2 separate regions of the Homo sapiens genome follow, and region 1 is linked to region 2. Evidence: read pairs that join two places in POLR2A ChIA-PET (ENCODE). Cell type or tissue: OCI-LY7. All regions are shown on one strand. Each heading gives the region's core, and the rest is flanking DNA. Links, peaks and the distances in the headings are about the cores only.

What was found. Peaks named below come from ENCODE experiments on the same cell type or tissue, not always from the same donor. Only the 100,000 strongest peaks of a DNase experiment are listed, where the experiment ranks them.
Region 1: POLR2A ChIA-PET joins it to region 2 with 5 read pairs; 3 of 35 experiments call an interaction of 5 or more read pairs at or near these places.

The regions. Positions count from the first base shown.
Region 1 is chr10:62,500,119-62,512,827 of GRCh38, reverse strand. No RefSeq gene overlaps it. Among named protein-coding and RNA genes, the nearest start is that of ZNF365, 130 kb to the right of the region's middle. RefSeq lists a cis regulatory region at 5,655 and an enhancer at 5,571-5,740. In OCI-LY7, for the core only: no CTCF peak of the experiment used is centred there; a DNase peak (open chromatin) is centred at 6,247.
Region 2 is chr10:62,571,632-62,584,340 of GRCh38, reverse strand. No RefSeq gene overlaps it. Among named protein-coding and RNA genes, the nearest start is that of ZNF365, 200 kb to the right of the region's middle. In OCI-LY7, for the core only: no CTCF peak of the experiment used is centred there; no DNase peak of the experiment used is centred there.

The sequences.
Region 1 (12,709 bases), core at 4,281-8,280, 73 kb after region 2:
ATTGCTGATGTATTCCTTTCCCTGTCAATGGTTCCAAAAGAGCCATCATAATTTACCCTATTCTGTAACTTCTACAATCTCTTAGAATGAGGGTCTCCTGGAATCTCTTCAGATGAAAATGTATTGGGCACCTCTCTTTCAAACAACACATTTGAGACTGTTTTCTCTTCTTTGATTAAGATCATGAAAAACCTTTACCCTGGTGACAAAATTAGAGTTTAGTAGCAAACCAGAAGTAACTAAAAAACTAATATCCATTAGAATTGTCCCTTTTAGCACAACCAAAAGCTATAGAATAGAGAATGGGAAAGATCTCTTTAGGCAAAAGAAACTCATACAAAACAGACAGTAGATTGTTCTCTTTGTGAAGGCCTCCAAGAATGGGCACTCCATGTTCTTCTCTGGTAACTCATTCCAGCAATTAAACAACTGTTATGAATCCTTGGAACTAAAAGTAAGAGGTTTAAATTACATGCAGAAATACTTAAATGAGTTTTGGTCTGATGTTCACAGGATCTGTTTCAGAACTATTGAGTCAAGCTGGTCCTCTTGGTTTCTCCCTGATAAAGTTCTCATGGATATGTTGTAAGGAAGCTCTGGGCCTCCTCTATCCCCCAACACTGACCAGGGAGGAAATCATCCTGAGGGCAGTGAGTTATAGGTCCTGCAACACAGCGAGTTCATTAAATGTGTGAGTGAGTGAATGAGTACACACACAAAAGAGGGGCAGAGGGAAGGCAGAAAGGTGGAAGGAAGGGGTTCTAGAAGAATTCAGATTATCAAGGGCTTGACTGATGGGCATTGGGATGACAGGGATACCTAAGAGGTTAATAAGCAACTGGTTGGAGGCTGTAATCAGTAAACAGTCTCTCTTTCTCAAGTGGGCAGGCTCTAATTAACCTTTTGATATTTCCATTCATGATGTCATTCTTTTGTGGTACAAACCCTCAGAAACTCCTCTCCAGGCCTTCTAGGCCTTCTTCTGCAGTGGAGAGAACCAAAACCACACGTACTCTGTCTCTTATCACTGCTTACCTAATTTGCATGTGCCTTTTCCCATAAGAAGGGGTCTTTGGCCAGGGAAACCAGGAATGGAGTCCACACAGTGCCTTGAACAAGAACTGTGTCTCTTTTTAGTCAGTGTCTGATCAACTTCTTGGCTATCCTCGCTTTTGTGGTTAAAAGAGGGTAAATCATTCCACAGATCTGCCTGGTATCTCACTATGTTTCCTCTTAATATGTATTCAACTCTCTGTTTCTCCCGGTTAACTGTAATCTCTCTCCTACTTTCTACAGATCCTGCCTCTGAATGAGACTGCCCACTATGCAAGTGCCTTACCTGTAGTGCACACTTAGCAACCATTTGTTAAACAGAAGAATGAATAAATGAATGAATGAATGAATGAAAACCCTAATCCTATCATCAGTCATGTCAGCACCTTCATCTTTTTTCTTAGTAAGAGTCAAATCAATCCTCGTGTTTTGCCAACTTTTCACAGAGAAGGCTTAGATTCGAAATCTCTGTAGACATAATAGGTTTTCTGCTTTCTTTCCTTTCTCCATTTCAACATTCAGAAAACTCACACTGGAAGATAACAGGGCCCTTTCTGAGATTCTTCCTGTCTTCCAGAATCTTTTCCAGGGGAACAGAGCTGCACCAGCCTCAGGTGCCCAAAGGGTATCTGTCTTTCTCTCCAAGAGGAAGGCAAAGCAGTTTGTTCATCTCAGCCTCCTCACCCCCCAGAGGCCCGGTTTGGCTCTGCATTCACAGACACGTGCCCTGTCTTCCTCAACACATCATGGACTGGAGCATGGGAGAAAGTCATGCAACATAGTCAACAGGTCTAGCCTCAGCTTCCCAATACCCACACACATAAAGTTAAACGGAAAGCAATGAACAACACTGGTTGGGGGTGTCCTTGGAAACCAACGGCCTCCATGGCTGACCAACAGCCAAGGCTCCACTCAACCTCAGTGGAGGACCTGAACTCTGACCCTTAGCCTATTACCGAGCAGTGGTGTGATCTTAGATAAAAAACTGAACCTCTCTAGGTCTGTTTCTTCTTCCATGAAATGGAAATAAATAAAATTTTGCCACTAAGAGCATACAATTTCTGTGAAAACCAAAATAATGTAAAATCATTGCCAGGTGTGAATGAAGTCACAGGGGAATATAGAAGAAAAATGATTTGCCCAAATTTCCAAAGCTTTTTTTCAGAGTTGCATCCAAACTAACTCCAGGACTCAACTACTCCATTTGGAGGGTCTCAGACTCCCAACCTCCTCCATCTTTCCATATCTGTGGGTGAAAACTCTGCAAAAACTGTAATGTGCTAGATTTGATGTGCTGTTATTATTATATTTATAACATATAAAGACTGTTCTCGACTCTTATCCTATAATATCACGGCTGGCTTATATGCTCTTACCTTTCTTCTTTAAAAATAAAAAGGATAAAATGTTATTCTTTTTTAAAAAAGCAAACTTTTATGCTTGCTTTATCTTTTAGTAGCAGACAAATAAAACAGCAACAAAAGACCTTTTCTCTGTGGTCATGAAATATATTTCCCTTCTCTGTAGCTCTACCTGTGCATAGATACTATGGTTACAAGGAGACCCTTATCTATTGTAGAATAGAAATTACTGCTCACCTTCTTACCCTAGCCTCCCAAATCCTTCATGGACTTTGGCCAAAGTCCACTGAAAGATGGGCAAAGAGCAGAGATAGAATTCTGGGTGAAAGTTGTGCAGGGTGATCCAAAAGGGGGAAAAAAATCTGCCAGAAGCTATTCCTGGGTTTGCACAATTACTAGAATGAGAAAAAATGGAGAGAGGGACAAAACATCTGGGGATGATAAGGCGGAAACAAGCAAACTTGGGAATTAATAAAAAATACTGTTTTCCAGAAAGGAGCATAGCACTTCAAAACAGATGTTTGGGCTTGAAATTTTCCAGAACAGAACAAATGAGAGGGAAGAAGCAAGACTAAGAACTGGAGCACAGTGGGACCTTCATAAAAGAACCACTGGCCCTCAAAGAGTTAACTGCATTTTGAACATGCTCAGGTCCTTCATCTCTCACTTCCAAATTCTATCCCTTCAAAACACACTTCTCTGTCCATACATCTCCAAATGCACACAGAAGTGTACTTAGTAGCTAACTCCTGAAAAAATTCAAAAAAGGCACACCAATGGAAAACGCCAAGCTGAAGGCAAATCTCCTTTGCTTCTGGGTAGGGAGAAGAAGGGAAGAGCTAGGCAGAGCTAATGATGTCCTCTGAGACTGAGGCTGAGTTACAAACACAACTGAGGTCCAAGTTAGAGATTCAATCTTAAGAAAAGTGGCTGCTTTTTTCCTGCTCATTTCTCTTATCTACCCTGGGAATTAGGCGTATGTTGGAGTGTCCCTAGTATCTTCAGGGACACGGAGACAAACGTGTCCCTGAAGATACTAGAAGGAACATTCAGAGTTTCAACATTAACCTACAGCTGAAGGAGACATTGTTCTTGGCCCTCTGTATCTGGTGTAGGAGGGTACACATTACAGGGTGTTAGAAGCTCAGAAAAAGACTAAACAAGTCATAATTCACTTTAAGACAATCACAGCTATAGTAGATCTATATTTCTATTCAATTACGCCTTGCATTATGCAGCTGTTGGAAACGCTGTTGACCTGATCATATTTTCTTATATATTACAAGGCAATTCTTTCATGTTCCAATAAACAGGTGACTCTACAGCACTGCTGTCCAAGAGATATAATGGAAACCACATATGGAATTTAAACTTTTCTAGTAGCCACATTTTTAAAAAGGGAAAAGGGAAAAAGGTGAAATTAATTTAACAATATGTTGTATGTAATATACTATATCCAAAAATATTATCATTTCAAAATATAATCAACATAAAAATATTCTTGACATATTTCATTTTATTTTTGCATTAAGCCTTCAACATTTGGTATGAATTGTTCACGTGCAGCACATTTCAATTTGGATTAGCCACATTTCAAGTGCTCAATAGCTGATGTGACCAATGGCTGCCATACTGGACAGCAGTCACTGGTTTGACATAGTGATTCTCCTTCTACCCTTTATTTTTGGCAAATTATATCTTAACCTTCTTGAAAGAACTGCCGACAATGTTTCATCAAACATATCATAAAACATAATACATATCCTCAGTTGAAGCAAAAACAACTTTTACACCACAATTAAAATTTGGTGGAATTCCTGTGAAACTATCAAAAATATCAGCATGTCCTGACTTACCTGGTGAGAATAACTAGTAAGTGAGAGAAAGTGGGGCTGAGAAGGGAAAATATGTTTCTACAAAAAGATCCAACTGATAATTATCGGAATGTCTCTTCCATAATAAATTGTCAAATCAAAGCACTTTGGAATATCTAGTCCAAACTTCTTAAGTAATAGAGATAAAGAGCCAGGTAAGTTAGTGTTTGATTCAGGGTTACCCAGAAACTAGTGCCAAGGTTTGTCTTAATGATATATATAATTATATCATTAATTATTTAATATTTAGATATATTTATGTTAATTATATAATTATGCATCTAATATATATTATTATATAATTATATACACAATAGAATATATTATATTATGTTTGAAATACAAATATATGTTATATAAATTTTAGCCTAATTTATGTAGTATAAAAACCAGCTATAGCTTTAAATAACCTTCATTTAAAATCATCTTATATTTTCATTTAAAATCATCTTATATCATTTTTGTGATATTGTAATGTTATTGTTTAGTACATTTGCTGTGTAAATACTATTAACTTTAAAGTTTAGAAATGCCCACATGTTGAAAAAACAACCAAATTAATCTAAATTAACTATGGAGACAGGTTGAAGGAAAGAACTTTTGCCTTCTGTCAAAATAACTCACATTTTTGAAGGACAGCCAAGACACTTAAAGAACATGCATTTGCATTCAGCATTTATTGTAACAAACAACAACAGGAAACATAATTTAGAGACACTTCCCTTTATTAATTTGCTTTTCTGAAGTCAGTTGTAAGTATGATGATTCCCACCCACCCTTTGTTTCTTTCCCCTAGGATGGTGCCTAACCACAATGAGGCCATAATTGGAGAACATAGGAGGATTGATTTGAAAATGTCACAAATGTTAATCAACTCCCATTGACATAAAAGACTCGTTAATTCACTCTGCAGGCAATCAGGTTCACCATGTCTAGGGCATAGTGTAAGGAATGAAACTAAATGGCTGAAAAGGCGAATAAAAGACATTTTTGAATATTTTAATTTTAAAGTGGAATAGCAAAAGATGTAAATCTCAGAGTTAAGAGTTGCCAAAATACACTAGGCTTTTATGTATACTGCATTTCAACTAAGTGGCTCTGAAAAAAATTCTTTGACCACAGAAGAGTTTTCATTGTCTAGTAATCTCAATTCCCTGCTAAATCTTCAGCTATGATTTAATCTATGCAAGTTATAATGAATTTGTTTTAGTGATCCAAAAAAGGGAAATAAAACTGCATTTTCCTTCAATCACTCAGCCCATTTTAAAAGATTATTTTTATAAATGATGTTAAATTGACTTGATTTTCACAGTTGCTTTCAATTAAATCAAAATGACTCTTTCTGGAATGTGCAAAAAATAGAAACGTATAAAAGCAAATCATTTGAAAAGTGGATAATGTGCTACCCACAACTTCATTAGAAATATTTTTTATTGAGTAATATTTATTAGAATAGCATATCCTTAACCTTGATCATACATTATCTATAAGTCAAATTTGTGTTGAGAAATTTTTTTTTGCCATGGATTATTTCCATGTATTTCATTTGTCAACTGAGAAAAATTTGAGTGCCTCTATGAGATACCATGTAGATTACCTCTCTATAAAATTTATACCTGGCTAAGGAAGTCATTACTGAATTATGGAAACTCCTTGTCAGAAACTGCTTCTTAAAATATAAAAAGAAAGACAAAATGGAATTTAAAAAGAAAAAAGATAATTAAAAAATCTTTACATGGTCTGGAATCATTTGCTAGAATGTGCTTTTATTCTCGGTATCCTAGACAGTCAATTACCACTTATTGGAGAGCTATAGTTAACAGTTAACGACCATATGCCTTGAATGAGTGGGCTTGAGGAAGAAAGCACAGAAAGGGGGCCACATTTCACATCTGGACAGTTCAGAGCCTGGCTTAGCTGACAGAAGGGAAATACAATAGAAGGTGGGCCTTAAGTGGAAGTTAGAGACTCACAGAAAGAGGAACTTGGAGCCAGAGGGAGGGTAGAAATTCAAGCCCCAGGGATCTTGCATGAATCTCGAGAAGTCTGGGGTTAGAGGGGCTCTAGCTGAATTTTGGAAAGCAGGGGTCTAATGAAAACCCAATTAGATCTCTTGAAGGTGACTGATTCCCAAGTCTGTGTGTGGGTATGGCTGAAAAGGGGAAGGCCTCTCAGTTTCGCTACAAGAAAAGTCTCTCTTGGCTTTACATTCGTAAAACAATATGGCAGCTCTAGTTTTATCCAAGCAGGGCCCACCTATAATGAGTACCTATTAAGCATTTCTTGAATGCAATTGGGAGCCCAAATGAGCAAACCTAAGGGAGGTTGTCACAATTCTAGAGATGGTAATATTTCTAGAGCCACACAAGAACTGTTAAACAGTAACAAGCAAGAATGTGCCAGTAAAAATCAGTAAAACAATGAACCTCACCCAAACCAGTCAAATCTGCTTATTGACTTGACTTGCTTTTCTTAACCAATTTGTCTTGGGAAGTAACTTTTTCTTTTTCCTCCGATCAACCTAATCAGCAGGTATCCATTCACATTCTAATACATTGTATATTTAAAAGAAAGCTAAATCTGAATTGAATCAATAACACATTAACTACTGAAGAAGTCTGATTCTTTTCTCAAGATCTCTAGGAATAATTTTCAAATAAACCAACCACAAAAACCACCACTGCTTTGGTAGTAATTGGCTTCTAAGGATGATATTTTTACTTGACTAGATACCACTAATGAACAATTACAGTAGGCTGGTCTTAATGACAGCCTTGACTTGCGGTTGCATTATTGAATGGTCCCAATGGCTGATGACTTTCTTTTGTAACCAGAAGTACCCAATTTCGCAGTCCTGTGACTTTTTAACCGATAATCCACCTTGGAAGAAGGAAGCCATCCTCATCATTGAGAGTTGAAAAAAAAAATATTTTTCTTGTTGCTATTTCAAGATTACATTGAAAGACAACTCAGTAATTTGCCACCGAATGACATAACATATTCAATATGCACAATTTTATGGCTAGCTCTAACTTTTGAGGCAGGCTATCATTCAATGAATCTAAAGACAGCTGGTTGTTAAAGAATATGGGGAAGGATTTTATCCTCAACTCTCTATGGACAAAAATGAAATAATCAAGAATAAGGAAAAGATTCTATCTTTGTGATTGCAAAGGAAGAAATGCTAGCTACCAACCTGTCTGTGGCATACAAATTATAGAGGGTTTGGGGGTGGTTCCTCAAATTAACAGATCTATTTAACAGCTCTAATTTACTTCATAATCTTCTGGGGTAGGTGATCACGTAAAATCCAGCCAGGCTTTTGAGAAACATTATCTGTAACAACCAAAGCTCACCCAGGACACTGGGTGCCAGTCACTGACAGACAATTAATATACAGTAGGAACATAAACAAAGTAAGGCAAACAAGAGCATCAAGGATCTTGTTTTTAATACAAAACCAAATTAGTTTATCTTAATGAGCAATTTATCTCTCTCTCTCTCTGAGCAATTTATCTCTCTCTCTCTCTCTCTCTCTCCCCCTCTCTCTCTCAAATGGAAGTTCATAGTAGAGTTCACAGAGGCCTTTGGGGTCAAACAGATCTGGGTTTGAATCCCAAATCTATCATTTTCTGATGATATGTACCTGGGAAAGTTATTTAAATTTATTGAGCCTTAGTTTTTTCATTTAGAAAAAGTAATAATCATTTAGAAAAGGTAATTATCATCAGGATAATACTAATGGTATTTACTTCTCAAGGTTGTAAGGATTCACTGAGATTAAATGTGAAAGTCTGCTACAAAGAGGATACCCAGCAAGTGCCTTTTCTTCCTCCTTTAAAGACAAGTTAGAATTAACAGAACATTCCTCCTTAATTAGGAAGTCACCATTGAATACTTCCTCTACAAATCACCTAGAGGCAAGGGGAATATCATCTGCATAAGAAGACAAGAAAAACGTATTCATTTAATACATATTTACCTAAAATGTATGCAAAGCCTACATAGCTGCCCTGTCACTGGCAGTCTCTTTTGTCATCTTCATCAACCTTGGGGCCTAATTCAGCAAAATCTTAGCCCCAGATAGCAAACCATCCCACAAGGACTTAGCAAGCAATGTAGATTTTATTTTAAAATTTGTGAGCAGATGACACAAAATTTTGTGGAGAGGGAAGAGGGTTTTAACTGCAAACTACATGCAAAAAAAAAAAAAAAAAAAAACCTCGATAAAATCCTCTTTGAACCCTTTTATTTACTCCCATAGCCTTTTTTAGATTCTAGCTACTGGCTGTCCCCTTCCCCAACAGAACCCATTCTCAGAATCTCCGCTATTGTTCCAAACAATTCAGCTTTGACCCCAAAGTGGTGCACACTCCAAAATAAAGCAAAAAGCTAAGATAGTTTACCAGGCCAAAACTCTCTGGAAGTCCCTTAAGCAACAATCTGTGGTTATCTCAACATGCCACTGGAAGTGAGGCTGTCACTCCAAATGTAAATGATGATCTAATTATTTACATAACAAAAGCAAACATTTCTAGCTTGGGGGTTGGGGGGGAGAAATTCTCCATTAAGAAAAAAAATTAGACTTTCTCTGTATCTTTACTTTTACCATACACAAGGCACCATAGCAAGCACCGTGGAAGATATGAGCTTGTACAAGAAATAGAATGTGGGAGATGTATTAATGATCTATTTATGATGTTCCCTATGATAGGAAAGCAGAAAGTTCCGGTATATAGGGAATTCCTTACAGAATATTATTATGGGTAAGGGCCTTTGGAAAGAGATTAAAATATCAAAGTAAATATGTTTTGGGTTGGAATGTAGTGATTTGACATTAGTGAATCAAATATTCACTAATCTTTGAACCAGTCTTGGCACTGGTTGATGAGAAGAGAGCTGGCCATAAAAATGTTACAAATTACTAGTATTTGCCTCCCTGACAATGTTAAGCAGTTGATCTGAAAATCTGGGTCCAACCCAATAGACCAGAGAGGTACAGCCTATCTTCTAATAATCAAGAGGAGAGAGTACTAGAAAAGACTGAAGTAGCACTTGCCTCATGATTTCAGGAATCATATTATGAAATTCTTCCAACTCTGAGTCGAGGCCTTCTAATCGGTGGCCAATTGGAAACCACTGGGAGCTAATAAAGAGGGAAGTGAAGTGATGCAATCAGATTTTTTGTGAAGATTACTTTGACATCTCTCCACAGAATAGCTTAGAAGTAGGAGAGAAGGAAAGCAGGACAGCCACATGTGAGGGTCTAGATTGAGTGGTGTAGGAGAAAGAATGGGTGCACAAGTGTTGAGAACTGCTTCGAACAGGGTTTCAAAAAACTGCTGACTGATCAGATATAAAAGGAGTGAAAAAGAGAAGAGTCAAATATGACTGATTTGATCTCAAGTTATTGAGATCATAGTAATACCATTAACGGAAATGGGGAATTTGAGAGGCCAATCTAAGATTGGGGTTAGGCAAAATTAGTCAAGAAAGATTTAATGCACCCCAATCACTGGACAAGTTGCCAGGGATTCAGCAACAAGAAAACTCAATATGATTGCTATCCTCGTGGAGCTCACAGATGGGGGGAAAACCAATGTCATGTAGATAACTACAGATAGTTAACATTAACAACAGGTGAAATAAATTTTGTACAGTTGCCAAAAAATGGAACTTGTGTTACAGCTTCGGATTTAGAAATGTCTAAGCTACCTTTTATTTTTAAATAACTACAGAGAGGAGAAAAAGGTACAGGCAGCTTTCAAACCTCAGAAACCATTTTATATTCATAGCAGCATTATTCACGAAAGCCAAAAAGTGGAAGCAACACAACGACATCAACTGATGAATGGATAAATAAAATGTGGTACAGTGAAACATTATTGTATCATAAAAAACGAATGAAGAGGCCAGGTGCGGTGGCTCAGGCCTGTAATTCCAGCACTTTGGGAGGTCGAAGTGAGTGGATCACCTGAGGTCAGGAGTTCAAGACCAGGCTGGCCAACATAATGAAACCCCTTCTCTACTAAAAATACAAAAAATTAGCTGGGCGTGGTGGTGTGCGCCTATAATCCCAGCTACTCAGGTGGCTGAGGCAGAAGAATTGCTTGAACCCGGGAGGTGGAGGTTGCAGTGAGCTGAGATTGTGCCATTGCACTTCAGCCTGGGCAACAGGAGAAAAACTTCATCTCAAAAAAAAAAACAAAAAAAGAATGAAGTACCAATTTATGATATAACATGCATGAATCTTGAGAACATCATGTTATGTGAAAGAGATCAGTTATAGAGCAGCACATATCGTATGATTCCATTTATATGAAATGCCCAGAGTAAACAAGTCCATGAAGACAGAAAGCCAATTAGGGCTGGGTATGGGGAGATTTTGTGTTGGGGGGTGAGAGCTAAGAGATGTAGGGTTTCTTTTGTAGATAACGAAGATGTTCTAAATTGATTGTGGTGATGGGTGCACAACTCTGTGGGTATACTCAAAGAGATTGAATTGTACACTTTCAATGATTGAATTGTACAGCATGTGAATTATATCACAATAGAATTTTTTTAGATATGTGGCAGAATATAGAGGTAGGCTATGGAAGAGAAAATATTTTTAAAACCTAAGGGAGTTTGTTTTTTAAGTTCGGTTATGGCTAAAGTGATTAACAACAGGTACAATTCATGAACAGTCATTCTCTTCTATACTGGCCATGATTTATGGCTTTCCACAGTTACCACAGTTTAAATGTCAGATGGTTAAACACAAGTTCTAGCTCAAAGTTGTGTAATAACTTTGGGTGCTAGAGAGTAGAGCATATCACAGTTGGTCATACTCAGGACTTTTGCTTAATCACTGAGTCACCTAAACAAGGCTCTTGGTTTAGTTCACTAAGTTGTAATTCAGTTTCCCTATCAGCATTTTATAGCAAAGTTTCTGAAAAACAAAATATTTTTAGTTCCCATTGATGTGCTTCCTAATTTCCCTTTAATCAGAATTGATTTCCTTCTTATAGGGGTACTAATTTTTGTGTCATATTTTTATTTCTCAAAAAGGGATTTTAATTTTTTTTTCTTCCCACCAGGTGTTAAGAGATCCTACAATGTGAATCTGATCTAGTCAGGGTGGTCAGGGAGTGCTTCCATGAAGAAGGGACATATACAGTGGGATCTGTAGGCATCTGATAGGCAAAGAGAAGAGGAGGAAGAATTTCAGACAGAGGGAAGAGCATGTGCAAGGGCACTGGGACAGAAGAAGCCATAGCCCTGTTCAAGGCTATAGATGTATTAGAGGCGATGAACTACCCAAGTAGCATTACCTGGAGGTTGTTTTTGGGTGCTATGATAGAGGTCAGGAGAAAGAAGACTCTTGAGTTGTCATCAAAATAGAAGTGCCCACAGAAGAAAGAGAGCAAGAAGTAAGAACTGAGACTGGGGAGATGCTTACAAGTAGAACAAAAGCTGGAGAAGAGGAGTTGATGCATAACCTCTTGGGCAGGTAGAAGGGAAACCAAGTGAGTACAAAGTTATAGCAGTAAAAGAGGAGAGATGGACAGAGTGATCAGCTGTGTCAAATGCTAGATATATTAATGAAGGGGAATGAAGATCAGAAAAGGATCAGAATTTGTCAATAAAAGTTCAAGACACTTCCAAGTTTTTAATAATTGTCTAACTCTCCCTCCCCACATGAAGACACTGGGAAAGTAGCTGAGAATCAAAAACACAACACTGGTCTCAGCTTGTCCTAAAGGGACCAGCAGGATCAAATTGTAATGAACTTGACATGTTTCCCCCATAAAGTGAGTTTTTGTAGTGATATGTGCTCTAGTGGATAGCAATGTAGGGGAAAATAAGTAAAAAGAAAATGTATCTTTTGCAGGCATATCCCAAAAAAACTCAAAGAGTTATTTTGGAAGACTAAATCAGGTTTTCCTTTAGCATTTTTATTAGACCCAAATGAAAACAAAGGCTAATTTAGAAGCCAAGCATTGATTTTCCCATTTGTTAATATTATGTCTTACAATGAGTTTTAACACTGAAACTCATCTAATATTAAACAGAAACGGTTGAGTTACTTGTTGATTTTCAATGGCTGTTTTTCCCCCTGCATTCCTCCATGCATTTATTTGTCCTTGTATCAACAATTACTTGAGCTTTACCATATGCAAAGGGGAAGGCTTTACTTCTCTTTGGAAACATAGCCTTCCCTGTTGCATACAGTATTTCCACAACACACAGTCTTCTGATTCGGAGGAAGTGACATGATGGTCTATATTTCAACAGTTCTTTTACAGTGAACTAACAACTTTATAGATGACACCATGACGTTAGGCTTTGAAACTTATGCGAGGGTGAGGATCAAGGAAAACAGAGATCTTTTCGAGATATTTATAATACTCTCAAAGGAGGGACCATTTGGATATCATA
Region 2 (12,709 bases), core at 3,263-7,262:
TAATGTAACAAACTTTTTCCTTGTCTGTGCAATTTCTCACGTCCATCGGGTCTGTTTCTAAGCTCTCAGACCCTGCCCCCTTCAAGCCCAATCTGGTTGCCCCTCCCCAGAAAAACCATCTCTGGCTTCATCACTGGTTCCATGAGTTTCCTTTTCTTTGAGCTGCTCCTCCTTCCCTTCTCTTTGAATCCACCTGAAACTTGAAGACAATCTTCCCTTGTAATCTACAGTATTTTCCCCAGTGCTTCCTCTTTTTCCTGATGAGGATGACTCAAAGAATAATGAATGTTACAATTCTTGACTCAAGAACTGTATTAGTACAGAGAAGTAGTAATAATAATTTGAAGGCTACTTACAATCCCTAACTTTCCAAAGCATGGTTGATTTGAAGTCAGCTTCTTTGTTGGGGACCCCAGGCCGCATTAGGCCTTGCTAATATCTGTGGTCATCCCAGCACATGGAATAAGTTAGTTCAGCTCATATGGGTAAATTTTTCATTCCCAGGGAGTAATTTTGTTAGTGCCAACTTTAAAAAATAATACTACATTGTCTTTGGAGAAGACTTTTTTCCCAAGTAATACAAGTCCCTTTTTTGCCAGCTCATTCAGTCTCATAAAAGCTTTCTGAGGTAAGACTCACTCCCTCTTTTTTTAAGTCAAGAAAAAGTTTGCACAAAGAGAAAGCTGGAGAGAGAAGACCTTTTAGGTCTACATGTAGCAAGGATAACCAGGGAAGTCTCACTTTCACAACAAGGCCACCATGCACAGTTGGGTGGATTGCACACCGTATAACATCAGAGTTCATGGGAATGGTGCTTCCTGAGCAGTGCACAACCTCTTTAGACAGATGTAGTGGCCCCATGGCCCCATCTAGACAGCCTAGTCTGAAGTGAAGTGGAAACCAGTGCTGGGTACTAAGCAAGAGACTAAAGGGTGCTGCCTTTTACTCCTCTTCTTGGACATCCAATCTAGATGGCTCTCACTCTCTTTGTATTCTTATTTAGGTCACAGGAAGGGGAGAGTTTATCAGGCCTATCTCATCACTGTCTTCTTAATGAGGCTGTCATTTCTACAGAAGCACCAAGCCAAAATTGTTTAAAGGGTTGAGCTTTCAGACACATATGGTTACTCTGCAGCAGCATGTGTCAGAAACAGAGAGGCCACATTCCTAAAAGAGTGGGGCCAAGATATATGCATTATGGACTTAACTCCTGACACATTTGGCACAAGTTGAAAAATAAAAGAAAAAAAAACCACCCACTGTCTCAAGAGGCCTTGGGCAGGAACATACAAGGCAAAACGTTTTAGTTGTAGACAAGAAAATGCTGGAGAGTCAGCAGGGGATGAGCTGGTCAGGAAATATCCACTTCCTGTGGACACTCCCAAGTTCTCCCGCGCTGGCCAACCCCCGTTGCAGATGATCCAGCCAACAAAACACTCCACCAAAGTAGCACTGTTGGCTCAGCCAACTCGAGTCAGCTGCGCCGATGACCCCACATGCCCAAGTGGAACCTTCTGGGTTCCTTCCTGAGGGATGTTCAAATAAACCAACAAGAAAGATTTGGATAGGAAATGTGGAGTTCTGGAGGCTAGGGTGGGCAGATGTGTAAGGCTGAGGCTAAAGATGAATTTCCTGACCCTCTCAGGCACACAAACAAGGAATTCAAGTTGACTTTACTCTGAAGAAATGGCTTAAAAGAAATGTTTTTTAACTAACGGTGGGTATTTTTCAATATATGGTTGAAGAATACGGTGACTCATCTCCATTCAGATGAAAACCTACCCCTGAAGTTTGCTGCATTAAATGGGAATTAGTATGCTAAGTCCATAAACCACAACCACCATTTTCAGTGTAAATCAGACTTGTCTCTTAAATTAAAAAAAAAAAGCAATTGCAGCAAGGAGTCATGATGAGATGCCTTGCCTTCAGTGGAAAGGGAAGTATGTTTTCTCTGGCCAGCCTACACAAAATCAGATACTTAATATGATTACTGAGAAGATGGAAAGATTTTCAGGAAAGACTCCTATTGCTCAGCTCCTACCAGCCTGCAAAGGAGTAAGTAGGAAGTCAAAAGGACCAGCCCACTAAAAGAAGGCTGAAAACAGGATCTCTGATTCCACTGAGCAGTTCTGTGAAAGCAGAACATACGAATGGATGGGTTAGGCTGGCAAGAAGTTCCATCAACCAACTAAGCAACCTACTTATTTTTAAGCACCTACTACAGGAGCGTGCTCAAAGGTAGGGTTGCTGCTCTCAAGAAGGGGTTGCATTTTGAGCCTTTGGCAAACCAAGAAAACAAGAAATGCTACAAGCATTTCCAACAGAAATTAGTTACAGAGGTGATAGAAGAGCTGAGATGCCAAGGAAGGACAATCCAATGACCCGGAGATGAGCACCAGCAGGAGGCCCTCCATAGCTCCTAGGTTGAAAGCAGCATTTCCAGAGGCACTGAGGCTGGGGTGAGGAGGCAGAGGTGGAACCAAGGTGGGTCTGATCTGTGGAATCTGGAGCTATGGAGGAGACCCAGCTGTTGCTGGAGAATGAGTTTGAGGCAGAGAATGAGAGGGAGAAACACCCAAACTTACCCTCACTCCCCACTGCCAATGCCTCACCAGTGCCTGTTGTTGACTGCACCAGGCAGAAGCCATCTCACACAGGAACCTGGGGAAGGCAGCCTGCAGGGGTCAGCCCCACAGCAAGGCAGAGCAGAGGAAGGGCAAGGAATAGATATGAGGGCGAGTAGGCCCAGGCCTGGCATGGTGAATGCATTTGGATCATTTTTTACCTTCACAACAATGACCTCACCTCGCCCTGGGCCAGACCATGACAAATCAATTGCAAGCCACAAATGCTGGCTGGGATGGACTCTAGGGTGAACCTCTGCCTCATCTTCTCGCCAGTTATTTAACTCAATTTGGGCTTAGCTCAAGACCCTAAGGAGGTCCCTTAATTCTCTCAGGAGTGAAGGAACTATTTGTAGCCTGATATACATACTGTCTTTTCACAGAAGTCTTGGAACTGACTGTCCTCACTCTTGTTCCCCATGGAGAATTCCAGGATCTAACTGGCCCCATGGCTACATAAGCAAAATCCTGCCTGGCTTTGATTTCATCTATGGCCGGCTCTGCCAAAACCAGCTCCACAAAGACGATGGATGCTCCAGGATGCCTAAATTGATGCTTTCAGGGCCCTAGTGACTAGCCAATGGCATCCCTCTAGCCTGAATATTTCTGAGTTAATGTCCCAAGCCCATGTTGCTAAATTCAACCTTATCAATATTACCAGTGCAGAGGCTCTAGTGTTCCGTACAAGCTGGATAGCCTCAGAATTACTTAACCTCTTCAAATCCCCGTCTCCTCATCTGCACAATTGCAGCAAATACAGGTCTGTTGTGTGGATTAAATGAGACTATGTCTGTTAACATACTTATTCTGGTGCCTGGCACACAAGCAGTGCTCAATAAATGACACAGTTAACTCTTTATCAGTGAGGTTTCCTCTAGTGGCAAGTGACAGAAGCCAGTTCAACTTAACTTAAGCAAAAAAGGCCCAGCATCTGGGCCAGGAGCTCATCCATGGTCTTCACTATGGGTTCTCTCTAATCACTTGGCTCTGTAGTCTTGGCTCTGTAGTCTCTGATTGGTTTCATTTTCAGGCAGACCATCCCCATGAGATGGCAAGATGAATGGTGAGACATCTTCCCAGCTGAGCAACCACAGGAGAAAGAGATCCCAAGAGTTTTCTGAAGATCCTGGAATGGGGCTTCATTGCCTGTTTGCATCACACTTCCAGCCCTGAATTAGTCACTGTGGCCAGGGGATGGAATGCTCTAGTTGGTCAGGACTGGGTTTGGGGTCCATGTAGGTTAAGAGTAAGGGAATGTCAAGTCTCCAAATGGGGTAATAGCCCCTGTAGTGGAAATAGCTTGTATTTGCTTTCCTATTNGTCCCTAGAAGACAAATACAAGCTATTTCCACTACGGGGGCTATTGTTACTATTATTCGGTTGGTGCAAACATAATTGCAGGTTTTGCCATTAAAGTAAGGGCGCCAACCTAATGTTATTATTACAAATTATTCTTTGTTATGTACAACTAATATCACCACCATCCCTGCTACTCTATACTGTACAACTAGGACAAAACTACACTGGAGGAATATTCTAGTGAACAACTAGGCTAACAGGGAGGTAAAAGGGAAAGCCGTAATAGGAGAAAAAAGATCCCAGATAGAAGGAAATAAAAGAGTTCTTAGTAATAGAAGAGAGATAAAGGAAAGCAAAGCCTAAAGTGATAAGTTCTAGGAGACGAATTAAGCATCTTTCAAAACCAAAACCTATCTAACTGGAAATATGTAATACATTTTACAGTTGCTAAATTGAAAACACCTCACTGTGATTATTTAAATAAAGCTTAAATGGCCACATGAAGCATGCATGTTGTATGATGTTCTCCTGCAGCACTGACACAGGTATCTGTGAAGCCAATAAAATTCCCTTCACAGGAAAGCCAGGTCTGCAAATGTCTTATTGCAGACACAGTCAGCAATGCATTCCCCACAAAAGGAGTCTTATGATTTTGGAACATTCTAATTTTTCCTTCTCATTGTCTTAAGTAAAATAAGTATGTGAATTTCTGGAGGAAAGTTCAGATGCTATAGCCGATAGTGAAACATTGTTTGGCTATTTGGCAATGCTATAGTATCCTTAAACAATTGGTTTGCTCTAAGATTAGTGATATTTAGAAGCATATAAATACATAATAGAATACTACTGTAAAACCAACAACTCTGAACTTGAACTTGAACCTATCTTCCTTTTACATACAATATACTCTGTCAACAGAATAATCTAGATTAAGCTGCATTACACAGAACATTGGGAAAACATTGCACATTGCCCTTCTATGAAAACTAAAATTGTGTTCTCAGAAATTTTTCTGCTAAAAATCAATAAAATTTTATAACTAATATGCTATAGGATTTACTTAAGGTGAAGCCTCTGCATGCAAAACCATGGGATAACTGGTTGAAGCTGGTTATTTGAGCCATCTGGGCATTTCACCTGAAGAGCATACAGGCCAAGTTGGCTGAAGCCCACCTGAGTGAAGGAGCTCAGCTGACTGGGAGAAGCAAATCATTCAGCTTCAATATAAGCAGAATATAAGTTCCCTGTTTTGTTTTTTGTAAGAGAGAGTATGCAGTCATTATATAGTTTTACACAACAAGTTTTGAAAGAGAAAGAATGCATGTCTAAGTTGAGCAAGTCTTGAGGAGATTGGATAGTGTATTTTCTCAGTTGTGGAGCAGTGTTCTTGGGACACCAGTCGAGGACTATTATGGAGTCTGATGGGCTCACCAAACAGAGAAGGAATAATATGACCTTACATTTCTAGACTTTATTATACTTCTCAAACCACCCCCCACTCACCTACAGGTAGGGCTGACTCCGAATTTAGTGGCCATCCTGCTCCTGCATATTCTTTTCCATAACACATACAGAATGAAAACAATCTTCACCCATGTTGAGAAAAACAGTCATTTGGTTTATGAAGGATATTTTTTTCTTTCATATTTTGAAGGGTGGTGTAGACCAGATTTAAAAACATGGCTCGAGGAAGCAAGAAATCATTCCCCCAAGTGTTTATTAAGTGCATCACAAATTCATTCAGCATGACTGCTTACACAGAGAAATAAAGGCAAAATGGTAACAAGCTGCGAGCCTCCAAAGTACCTTCAACTTTAGGATCTCCCTGGGAAAGGGTCACAAGTGTAATCATCTTCAGCTGTCCCTGCCTCGCTTCCGCCGTCAATGGAAATATCCAGGCAGGATGAATACACTTTCTGACTAGACTCTCGACTGACCTAGACAGCTTTTGGAAATTCAGGATATACTTTTCCTAAAGCTTCTTAATTTTTCCCATCCCTCCCTAATTGAAAACATCATTTATCCCATTACAGCATGTGGAAAGAGAGGGGAGGGAAAAGCAGACAGAATCTGAATTTAGGATAAAAATTACTTCGTGAGGTTATTATTCTCATTCATAACAGATGACAATTTTCATGTCATTTAGGTGATTCCAGAACAGAATCATCCAAAAAGATATTAAGTACTATTTTTTCATACTATTTATCTCAAAGGATGTAAAATGAGACATGTATACCTACATTTAGTAGCTACTCATCCATATCTTGCATATTTCCTGGGAATGTTTTGAAATGTTGTCAAGTTCAGTTAGCTGTTATTTCACTGGCCACACGTGAAAGAATTTGTCTCCTTCACTTATACTGTGGTGGGTTCCAAAGACTTAGACTTCCTCCAGTGTCTGAGAACTGTCTGAAGATCCTACTTCTAAAGAAATTTGTGGATGAGTAGTTTCTGATGTAACTCTATTCCTCATTTGTAAGGTGACAGCTACTTCTTCAATAGCACAGCTCCTCCATGGGCTTGCAAATGGGCTCAGCCAGCTCAGATTTGAAACACTCTTTAAAATTCTAAGACGATGTGTCATTTCAAGGGTAAAAAAGCAACATTGCTATAAATATGAGTGGATGCTGGAGTCCCAAAGACTTTCAATACCCTGCAGCTTCCTAGCTGCTGACATCAGCAACATGGTTCTTATTATAGAGCTGGATTTCAGACTGTGGAACTTCCCAAGTATCATTTCCACTCTATGTAAAGAACATGGATTCAGTCCGGTTTCCATGGAGTTAATGGATAAGATTTGGAATGGATCCCTCTCTCGGCCATTTCTGCGAATTAACAAGATGACTCTGGTCCACTAACCCATTTCCAGGGACTAAGATAATGTGAAAGAATTTGATTCTGTCACCCATTGGAACTGAAATTGTTGTTTAGCAATGAATACAATTAGCTCCAAATATACTGGATGAATTAGGACCTTCTAAGGCAGTAGCAAAAGAAGAGCTCAAATATCAACAACAACCAAAAACTCAACAATCTGCTCTCGGTCTGAACTTTCAAGCGAATGAATTGTTACTTGCATGGGCTAACAAAATCCCCTTAAAAATTACCTCTGTTCAGTACATATTAACCCATGTGAGTCAAGTTCTTGGCTAGGCTCCTTATAAGCACCATCTCCCATAACCTTCACAATAGTCCAGTGAGGTAGGTATTCCTATTGCTTCCGTTTTACAGTTGATGAGACTGAGGCACAGAGAGATTAGGTAACTTGCCCAAGGGCACACAAAAAGTAAGTGGCACAGTTGAGACATGAAAACAATCCTGACTGACTTTAAATCCCCGGAACCATTCTGCAATCCTGCCTTGACGATAGGTCAAAGTCTCTGCTTCCGTGGTATTAAAATTGAAAAAAAGCAGCAGTTGCTGAGAAAGTTTCACTCAGTGCGACATCTGTAGCTATCTTTTCCCTCTCCCTAGGCTCCTACTTATTAGCTTTCTAATGACACTGACATTTTCTATTTGGCAAATATGCTTTTGTATTGTATGGGTTTTGGGGTTTTTTTGTTTTTTGGGTTCTTCTTGATTCAGTCTCACTCTATGGCCCATCTCTGCTTACTGCAACCTCCGCCTTCCAGGTTCAAGTGATTCTCCTGCCTCAGCCTCCTGTGTAGCTGGGATTACAGGTGCCTGCCATCGCGCACGGCTAACTTTTGTATTTTTAGTAGAGACGGGGTTTCACCATGTTGGCCAGGCTGGTCTCGAAGTCTTGACCTCAAGTGATCCACCGGCCTCATCCTCCCAAACTGCTGGGATTACAGACATGAGCCCACCATGCCCAGCCGGTTTTTTTGTTTTTTTTTTAGAGTCAGAGTCTCGTGGCTCTGTCATCCACCACGCTGGTGTGCAATGGTGCCATCACTGCAGCCTTGAACTCCCAGACTCAAGCAATTCTTCCACCTCAGCCTCCCAAGTAGCTGGGACTACAGGTGTGCACCACTGCATGTGGCCAATTTCTTAATTTTTTTTTTTTAGAAATGGGGTCTTGCTATGTTGTCCAGGCTGGTCTGAAACTCCTGACCTCCTCCCAAAGTGCTGAGATTACAGTGCTGAGCCACTGCACCTGGCTTATTTTATGTTTAAAGCTTGCTTTTGCAGAATGCATATTTCATATCAGCAGTGAAGCATTGAGGAGTCACAGAGGTCTCTCCATGCCTCTACCATGGCAAGGTTGAAAGGAGGCCTTGTGCTTTGGTTTGCTCATCCAAGAACTTGACACATACCACTAGTCCTGCTGGGGGCCTCTCGTCCTATAGGAGACCTTGGTTTGCCAAATGCAAGACCTCAAAGCTCAAAGCCTTCCACAAACATATTTTTAAATCTTTATTCATTTCTGCATATGAGGAAATTAAGGAAATAGAATCTAATTTTGTGAAATTTACATCTTTTAGGCCGATGACAATTATTGTTCTTAAAAAAATGTATATAATAAGCACTATTTCTGTAAATGAGAATGGACACCACTTATGTGTGTGTGATATATATCAGCACGGATATGCCTAAGCCTGGAAGGTTAAAGAAGAAATTAAAAGCAGTAATTACTTCTAGTGGTGTTGGTGATAAAAAGTGGGAACTGAACACCTGGGGTAGGTGGGAAGGAAACTTCTCTTTGAACACCTTTTCTTACCTCTTGATGTTTGAAACATTAGAACTTATTGACTACTCAAAAATGAGTTAATTTGTAGAAAAAAAAATGCCTTTAATGTTTACCTTGAAGGGCAACCAGAGGCCACAGTATCACCATGAGATTAGTCAGGGAGTTAGGTTTGTCTAGAGACAAACATGTCACAGGCAGAAAGTGGCAACTAAAAGCCTAAAAGGGGATGGCTGCCTTACAGGAGGCACAGCCTGTGTCACACCAGCAGAGGTGTAGGAAGCTGACATAACAAGAAAGAGCAAAATTTACCCAATTGTGTCACATATTATCATGCTGTCAAACCTGGAGGACATTATATTAGGTGAAATAAGCCAGGCACAGAAAGGCAGATACCACACGATACCACTTTCTTGTGGAATCTAAAGAAGTCGAACTCGTAAAAGCAGAGAGCAAATAGAGGTGACCAGCAACTGGTAAGGAAGGGGAGACTGGGGAGATGGTCAAAGGATCAACATTTCAGTGAGACAGAAGGAACAGGTTCAAGAGATCTAACATTCAACATGGCAAGTATAGTTTACAACAATGTATTGTGTTCTTGAAAATTGCTGAGAGTACATTTTAAGAGTTCTCACAACCACAGAAAAATGATAAATATGTGAGGTAATGCATATGTTAATTAGCCTAATTTAGCCATTTCACAAACTACACATATTTCAAAACACATGTTGGACATGATAAATATATGTAATTTTTATTTGTCAATTAAAAACAATTAATTTTAAAAACAGGTTCTCAAAATAAAAACAAAATACGGGATTGCTGCAGGACTTCTCAGAGGCTTTAATATGCCATTTTGCATTGAGACCTCCCAAGAGGAGGTGGGCAATGTTTCCTAAAGTTATTTGACAATGGAACCCTCCCTTTCAAGGAGTATCTCACAGGATTAGTGTTCCATGGAATGCATTTTGGAAAATGCTAGATTGTCAAGGACCCATCCAAATAAGAGATTCTGTCTAAGCTATCTGTGGAACTTGGAGTTTTAAAGAGAAGTATTACATTATAACCACCACATTCACCAGTGTAAGGTGTCTTAGATGAAGATCTTTTGGATAAGAAGTATACATTCAATTCAACAAATATTGAGTGGCTATCTGTGCAGGTGCAATTCTGGGGACTCTGGAGCCTGCAGAAAGGAATAACGAAGGTGACTAAGTGAGGCAAAATGTAGTTCCTTAGCTCGTTCTGCAGCAGAAGGCGGCATCTGAGCCATCACAAATGGTCAGTTCTAATTCAACAGATGAGATGTCCTTCTTTATTTCAATTTTCAAAGTGTTTATTCTGAGCCATATAGCTCCTTACATATCGTAAGTGCCCAATATCCACTTCTGAACTGAATGATACATTTTCCCTGGCATTTAGCAAAAGAGGAGCTCTAATACTCTTCAAAGCAGAGCAATGTTAGTGACTTACATGGACATGATAGTTATCCATGGCATGGGCTGTATGGCGCATTTTCATCTACGTAAATGGACAACTCAACTCTAATTTTATGGCTGAACACCTGAGGGACCAAGTGATTACTCATACCGTGCTCCATGACTAGTAACAGGGTCTGTCCCCAGTCACATCATAGATGTCATTTGTGTCTATGGTGAAGTTGACACTCAGGGTCCACTTTATCAGCCATGAGTAGCTGGGAGCTGTCAAACACATGATCTAGAAGTGAACCTTTTAAGTTGGTCTATGCACTGAAAATAATTAACAGAGACCATTTTGAGGTTTAATAAAACATTTTTACATATGTCATTGCCTCTCACAGTTTTTACCATAATCTTGTGAGTGAAAGGGGTTCTTACATCTTCATTTTAGAGAAAACAAAAATGGAAACTCAGAGACCCTTATTCACCTGCGTCTGGTCATACAGCCAGCATGTGATAATTCTGGGAGCCAAATCAAATCCACCCACTCTGGTGCCAAAGCCCACATCCATGTCAGTAAACAACAGTTGCATGGACAGAATCATTGGTCCATGAGTGGTTTATTCTAAAAGCTCACTAGTCAGTATGAGATAGTACTAGGAATTAAAAAGGACCTCCTTCCTAGCTTTATCATGCCCACCTTGGTTCTCATCCTGGGAGATGTATCTACCCTCGCATCAGAAACACCTTATCATAAGGTCATGGACCTCTGAATTAGGATTGATCTCTGCATTGGGTGTGGTAAGAGCCAGGATTTCCCAAGGCAGTGGTTCTGAAACATTGATGGGTATAATAGTCACCTGAGAAAATGTCAAAACTGCAGATTGCCTGCCTTGTCACCAGAGATTCAGGCTACTAGGTCTAGGGTGGAGTCTGGTACCTGCATTTTTCACAAGTCTCTTAGGTCAGCAGTCCCCAACCTTTTTGACATCAGGGACTGGTTTTGCGGAAGACACTTTTCCCATGGACGGGGGTTGGAGTGGAGATGGTTTCAAGATGAAACTGTTACATCTCACCTCAGATCATCAGGCATTAGTTAGATTCTCATAAGGAGGGTACAACTCAGATCCCTCCCACGAGCAGTTCACAATAGGGTTCCAGCTCCTATGGAAATCTAATGCCGCCGCTGATATGACAGGAGGCAGAGCTCAGGTGGTAATGCTAGCTCACCCACCACTCACCTCCTGCTGTGCGGCCCGGTTCCTAACAGGCCACAGACCAGTGCCGGTCCATGGCCCAGGGGTTGGGGATCCCTGTCTTAGGTGATTCCATTCCACAGTTTAAGAAGCATACACTTCAATTTTAGGAGCCTGATCATATCAGAGTAATTCTAGTGTTAGAAATAATTATTCATCCTCCCTGTCAATAACTCTTTGGGTTTGTTTAATTGCACGATAATAGAAAATCAGTGACCTAACCCAATCAATGAGTGATTTAACCCAATCAACAATCAATTCAGTAAACATCTCTTGTTTACTTCACACAAGGTAGTATGTGCAGCTCTTTGTATTTAAAGATGAACAAAATATGATCTCTGCCCTCCACAAACTTACCTTATTAGGAGAGATGGACATGTGAATAAATACACATAATCAATGATTTTAAAAGCAGAATCACTGGGGTACTCCTGAAACACGGCAAAGAAAGGACTCATTCTGCCTGAACACCTCAGACTGCTCCCAAAGGAAGCTGCTTTTAAGCTAAGCCTGGTACACATTTTTAAAAAGCCATGTTAGCAGGAGAACAAAGATAAGGAAATAGAGAAGCATAGGGGTGTCCTAGGAATCTTGAGAGGATCATGTATGAGTAGAATACAGTAGGAGTAGAAAATAAAAATAGTTTTCATTTTCAGGGTCTTTTTAAATTTCCTTTAATCCTGTCAACTACCTGTTATATTGAAGAATCGTCCCTATTTAAAAGATGAACATACTAAGTCAAAGGTTTGTTCGAGAAAAAAAGCCTGCAGGACCTACAAACAATATCAATTTTTGGTGGTGGTGGGGATAATGGGATCATAGGATGTTGTTGTTGTTGCTGCTTTTGTCAATGTGGAAAGGAATATTAGGGATTGATAAAGCCACATACTCTACGAAAAGTAGCATTTAGAAACATACTACACTAAAGTTCAACATTCTATGTAAACTCTCTCTCACTTTCTGCACTAAAGGGCACCAAGAGCCTTTAAAAGGTAGTTGATTCCACGTCGTGGGGTCAGGGAAATGTCAGGATGAGTCTGAGACAGCATGCATCTTTTTATAAAATGACAGAGGCAATGTTCAAAAGGCAAAAGAGACAACTTAAAGAGGCTTCCCTTAACTAGGTTGAACTCAACAAAATAGATAAGATAAAATGAGTAACACAATGTTTCATCAAAGTAAGTTGCAACTCTCTAGGAAAAATTATTAGTTTCTAGTGACACAAAAAAGGTAAAGTTGATATAAAGTGTATAAAAACAAAACATCATTGTAATACAAAGAGGGTTAATATGATAGGCTGTTTTAATTTCTTTTTGGTTTTATAAATTAAGGGTATATAATTAAATACAAATATTTTGCTTCTCTTCTTAATAAGAAATAATCCATAATTTACAGTTCACTACCTGTTATTTTCTGTTTCAGGAGGAAAGAATAAATAGAATTGTATGCAATTCTGAGGAA